2 separate regions of the Homo sapiens genome follow, and region 1 is linked to region 2. The links are chromatin contacts, found by Hi-C in ENCODE. All regions are on one chromosome and are shown on one strand. The core of a region is the stretch at or near the end of the contact, and the rest is flanking DNA. Distances in the headings are between cores, read along the strand shown.

Region 1 (3,152 bases), core at 323-2,822, 460 kb after region 2:
ACCCAGTCCACAAACCTCCTCTGCCTCTGAGGAGGTGAGAGGCCCTTAAAGCTACGGGCATTCACAAAGAAACAGGAGGAAATGAGGAATTCACTGGAAATTTTTGCCGTCTATGCTAGGAGGAACATCCCAGGTACCCACAGGGACTATCAACAAGTATCCACCCCAAAAAATAGATTCAATAAAACAATAAACTTACAAATATGAACTTGTAACTGTGGTTTACTATTCTTGGGGAAGTCTGTTTTATTTCTTTTCTTTTATTATTTCTTTGAGACAGGGTTTTCCTCTGTTTCCCAGGCTGGAGTGCAGTGGCACAGTCATGGCTCACTGCAGCCTTGACCTTCAGGGCTCAAGCAATCCTCCTGCCTCAGCCTCCCAAGTGCCTGGGACCACAGGTGTGTGCCACCACATCCAGCTAATTTTCAAATTTGTTGTAGAGATGAGGTCTCACTACATTGCCCAGGCTGGTCTTGAACTTCTGGGCTCAAGTGATCCTCCCGCCTCGGCCTCCCGAAGCGCTGGGGTTATAGGTGTAAGCCACCGCACTTGGCCTGTTTTAAATAAGTGTTGTATACTTGTGTGTGCTGGAAAACAGCTATCCAGAAAACACCACGGATAGACAAGCTTCCCCAACCAAATTGTGTTCCCAGTTCATGCGTTATCCACTGACCCTCATTTAAACTTGGTTTTGGCTCCCTGTGTTTTTCATTTCATTGTTAAGGAGGCATACACTAGATCCTTCCTCTTCTTGGGCTCAGTTATCCACAGAGATACAATATTTTAAAGGTTGTCATGTCCTTGCCTGGCTTATCAAGGAAGTAAGGGACAGCCCAAGGGCTTCCCAGGTAAGGAAAAACAACGGTTTTATAAAGCCACGGCTGGTGACAGTGCAAAAGGAAAGGCTGCTTCCATTGTATCTGGTCATTGGGTTTGCTGTGTGCCTATCAGGTTTATAAAACAAACTGCAGCAGTGAGAGGCTGTGAGTGAGCTCTCTTCCTTCCCCTATTAACTATCTATGCAGTAAGAAGGCCTGATGCACCCATTTAGCTGGGAATAGCTGCCAGAACTTTAAGGCTGATGCCTGGGAGAGAGTCAGTGGGCGGCACCGGGCTGGCTTTCTGAATTCAATCAGAGGTGGCCAGCCCCCTCTAACCATGATCCAAATGTACATGCCAGATGAGGAGCCGTCGTGGTTGAACAGGGAATGTTTCATGCAAATCATGGGTTTGGAGCAGGATTTTGTGGAGGGAGCATCCTTGAGAAAAATGTTGGGATGGCTACGGACTGGCGGGCTATTAGTCACAGAGCCACCACCTCCTCCATGAACGATGAAAGTTCTTACCACCCTGGATGCACAGATCAGCAGTTAATAATGAGGTCTCAGCATGGAGGAGACACATTCTTTCACACACATGCACACACACACATATGCACACCTGCACACACATACATACATACATACAAGCATGCACAAGAAGTCTTAGAGCCCCATCTCCTTTTGGCTGGGATTTTGCATCCTGAGAATCTTGGGTGTTACCCATGGGAACAAGCTCCTCCGAAGCCACACATGGTTGAAACTCCTCTCCCAGTGACAACGACGTCACGTCTCCCAGGCACTGGCTCCCTTGGGAATGTGTGAGTTGCTCCCCTGGGGCAAAGAGCAGCTGCTCGGGGTGACTCATAAATTGTGCTCTCAGCCCTGTCACCCACTGTGCCTCCCGTCCATTACTCAGCCTTCTCCCTGCGCTTGTTCCTATGGCTGCCCCTCAACCCAGCTCACCGCTGCTCCCAGCTCGCTCGGCACTCTGCAAGGATTGGCATTTGCTTCGGGCAGACTCTTCTCTGTCCCTGCCTTCTCTCCTCCATGAGACCCAAGGCAACACAATTTGCCCTTTGAGGAGTTGGGAGTGGGAGCAGAGATCGGGGTGACAGGGGACAGAGAGATAAAGGCAAGAAAAGAATGTTCCCTTCGTTGAAAAACAGTTCAGCTCCAGGGTCACCTCTTTGAAATCATCAGTGACACCTCACTCTGCGTACTCCCCTCAAACACAGCCCCTAGGCATTGCTTCTTCTAGGATCTGGGATTTTTGACACTGAAGGGTCCTGGCTGCCTTAAATCCTTTCTAGAAGAAAGTGGAATGAGGCAGAGTATAAACAGACAAATACACCCAACAGGTGAAATAAAACTTGAGCTTCTTAAGCAATGCTCTGTTTCTACAGGCAGCTCCCACTTGTGGAAAGGCAGAGGGATGAGGAGGGTGGACATGAGTCAAGCCTCCCCCTTCCACTCCCCACTGTCAACCCCCACCCTGACCCATTCAACAGCCTAGGGAGTTCCCTGCTTAAGGGAATCTTAGAACACACACCCTCTGCAAATACCTACAGCCTGTGTACTGAAACTTAGAGATTACTTCTGAAAAAGTGACATCATCAACAGTACAGGATTCTCAAAAACTCAGTCCCTGTTTCCTTTTTACTTCTGTTATTTTAAAATACCAAAGATACTTGCATTTTCTTCTTTTCCAACTGTTAGTGAACTCTATTCCAATCAGCATTAAGCCCAGCAATTTTTGTACTAGGTACCTACTCCTACACTCCCTGTTTAATAATCAGTCATCTAGAATAGGGACTGGCAAGCTTTTTCTGTAAAGGACCACAGAGTAAACATTTTCAACTTTGTGGGCCATGACATCTCCATCGGAGCTACTCAACTCTGCCATTGTAGCATGAAGCACCCATAGACAATAAGCAAATGAACAGGTATAGCTGAGTCTCAATAAAACTTTATTCATAGACTTGGAAATTTACATTTCATATAATTTTCACATGTCACAAAATATTCCTTTTTTTGATTTTAACTTTTAATGTGGAAAGGATTCTTAGCTCACGAGCTGTACAAAAACAGGTGGCAGGCCGGTCTTGGCCCACAGACTGTAGTTAGCCAACTCCTGGTCTAGAATCAAATATTTAAATGGAAACCCTGAGAGAGCTCTTTCTTTTGAAAAGAATATGATAATCGTGATAATAGCTCCCATGTATTGAGCACTTGTTCCATGAAAGAACTTGACATGGAAAAACGGCTTTTCATCCTCATATTAACATATGAGACAGGTAAATATTTTCTCTGTGTTTTGTGGAGGTAGTCACT
Region 2 (2,853 bases), core at 18-2,517:
GGGAGAGGATCAGGAAAGATGACCAAAGGGTACAAGGCTTAATACCTTGGTCATAAAATAATTTGTACCACAAACCCCCATGTGTCAAATTCATCCATGAAACAAGCCTGCACTTGCACCCCTGAACTTAAAGGTTAAAAAATGTATATATAATTACACCAAGAAATAGTAACGATGCATAATTTAACAATGCATAGATTTCCAAATATTTTCACAAATATGAATTCATAGTCCTCACATCAAACCTGTAATTAATGGCCACCATTGAGGTCCTGTGATGTTCTAAGCATCATGTTTGCATTGTTTCATCTTCCATCTAGAGTAAGAGGCTCAGAGAAGTCAAGGCCATTTAACCAGCAAGTGAAAGAGATATGATTCTAAGACACGGTTGTTCAGTGGTGATGGTGGTGGTGATTTTTGTGGGTTTTTTGCTTTTGTATTTGTTTTGTAAGCTCTAAATCTGGCACTTTGCCTTTTTCTGTAATATAGGAGTCAAAAAGGAAAGGAAAGGAGGATGAAACCCTAGAGGTCTCTAGGTGATGAATCGATTTTAGGCTTTCAAAAAAGCTGTATTAGCATCGCGTTCATTCCCATCTCTCCAAGGCTTTGGAAAACATCCTTTTCAGTAAGGAATCAAAATCAAGTCCCCTAAATAAAGCACTGGTAGTATGAAACACTGAGACATATTTTTAGTCTCACTGTGTCCGTTTTGTAGCAGCATAACATATGTGTTGAGCAAAAATATACACAATATTTAAAAACAACAAAACAATCACCATTATTCTCGCCATCTGATGGCCAGTCGCTGTGATGATTTGTTCTTTAGGTCAGCTTCTGTGTGCCATCATCTAAAGAGCAAACTGCTTCACATACCTACCCTACCTTCCCTCCTACCCTGAGTGCAGATGCTCACCTACCCTCATCTTTCCTGCAGAATGACTATGGACAGATATCCCTAAATCACAGACTCGCTAAACAAGGAGCCTCAGAGCAGACCTCTGCAGGGCTGATCTTAATCCTTTCCAGACAAATGAGATATGATTTCAAAAAATATTCAGGAAATGTGAATTCTCTTCCTACCTTGGTGACTTGTGTTGAAGTTTTACGTATATAATCAGAAAAACTTCGCTTATTATTACTGTCAGGTTCATCCTGCTGCAATTTCACCTCCTTAAAAAAAGTGGTGTCCAATTGTATGGAAACCCTTTGAACATAAAAATGAATTTGTAAACAAACATACTGAGCCGTGGTAGTTAACTCACAGAATAAAGCCATAGTCTGCGAAAGAACAAAGTGTAGGGAGTCTTTTAATGACTCATCCTAATATGTTTAAAATATGATTCAGTACAGAAATATTTGTGATATAGAAGACATAATAGGGGCACAATTATTGAATCAGTTTCGAGACTTGGGCACATCTGAATATATGTAGACAATGCCTTCTTCGTGTCAGTTTCATGTATCTGTCCCTATCACATGTTGTGCCAGCAAATGAAATTTCCTAGCTATATCCACATTGATGAAGCTTTGCTGTCTGTATGAATCTGCATCTGCCCATGAATGAGTCCATTTCAAGCACATGTACGTGTCTGTGCATGGGTAGAAAGATAAGCTTAGCAATTGTGTGATTTGTTTCTGCTTAGGCAGTAAGTTACTAATCTCCTGATTGGAACCAGATTTGTATGAATTAGGGGTTGAAATTGGAACAGTCACTGCTGTGTGCAGGATGTAAAGTGAATAAAATGAATGGAGTATTAACCTTCAACCACTGAATATTAATCAGCTTTTCATAAGAAAGAAAACACAGAGCTTGCCACACTAAATATTTTCAGCGCTTATTGACAGGATATGATTTCTTTTCTCTCTCAGCCCTGTTACTTCCAGTCAAGGGCCTGAAAATACCGGACAATAGTCAACTTGACACAGATTAATATATGATTTGAAAAACCCCAGGTACTGAGGGTGGGTAGGATTCTGAATGTGTCAAATCTGATGAAATGATATGCCTTTATCAAAAGTGAGCCTGTCTTCCAGTCACTCCTGCAAACACTCCTTTGGGCCAAACTAAGCCCAAAGGGAATTCACAGAAAGACCGTGGATGGGAAACCTTGATGACCACAAAACAAACATGTAAGAAGAATATATTTTCCATTGCCATAGAAAGGACTTGCAATTAGGAAGTGATTCTGTTTGGGTATTTGGATGAGACCTACATCCATTCCAAGGGGAATTAAGAAAAGAGTCATGTAATAATGGAATCTGAGTGAAAATAAAACTTGTAATATTGCAGTTACTTGTGCAATACTTATGTAATATTGCAATTGCTTTTGTTCAAGAATGCAAAGTCTTGTATTTATGTCCATATAATAACATGGCATATATTATATAGACTTTGACATATATATATATATATATATATATATATATATATATATATATAGAGAGAGAGAGAGAGAGAGAGAGAGATAGAGAGAGAGAGAGAGAGACAGAAATATGTCTCTGTAGGTAGAAATATGGACAAATAGAAATATACATAAAGTATATCTTTATGCATGTTTTATGTATGTTATATCATCAAAGAAGGCAGTAAATTTTTGCTCCTGCAGATATTTTGAAGCAGCAGATATTATATGCTAACATTATCTGTATCTATAAAGCTACTTGCACAATACTACAAAGAGTACATTTCATGTGGCTAGGATTAAATTGTAATTGAATTCAACTTTTAAAACTAAGAAAGGGAAAAGGGAGAAGAAAAGGATTTCTTCTATACCCAGCTCATGCAAATTGTTTTCAAATATTTTCTCAAATGTTTAAGAAATTCAGTTTTTTCTTAAACTGAATTTTTATTTA

Evidence for each region. A loop is a pair of places that touch in the nucleus more often than their neighbours do. Pooled maps may share reads with other maps.
Region 1: a loop to region 2 is called in a map of GM12878, with 14 times the contacts of the local background. The contact joins two enhancer-like sites. A Hi-C loop is called at or near these places in 1 of 168 maps with a recorded cell type or tissue (GM12878), 4 of 37 single-sample maps with no recorded cell type and 5 of 50 pooled maps.

What each region holds. Positions count from the first base shown.
Region 1 is chr17:72,464,044-72,467,195 of GRCh38, forward strand. The region is part of intron 1 of LINC00673 (long intergenic non-protein coding RNA 673); the gene reads right to left. Among named protein-coding and RNA genes, the nearest start is that of LINC02003, 120 kb to the left of the region's middle. RefSeq lists an enhancer at 1,456-1,665. Within about 2 kb of position 1,573, at least 12 of the 41 ENCODE cell types and tissues checked have a DNase peak (open chromatin) inside an H3K27ac peak, as active enhancers do.
Region 2 is chr17:72,007,069-72,009,921 of GRCh38, forward strand. No RefSeq gene overlaps it. Among named protein-coding and RNA genes, the nearest start is that of ROCR, 17 kb to the right of the region's middle. Within about 2 kb of position 1,268, at least 2 of the 41 ENCODE cell types and tissues checked have a DNase peak (open chromatin) inside an H3K27ac peak, as active enhancers do.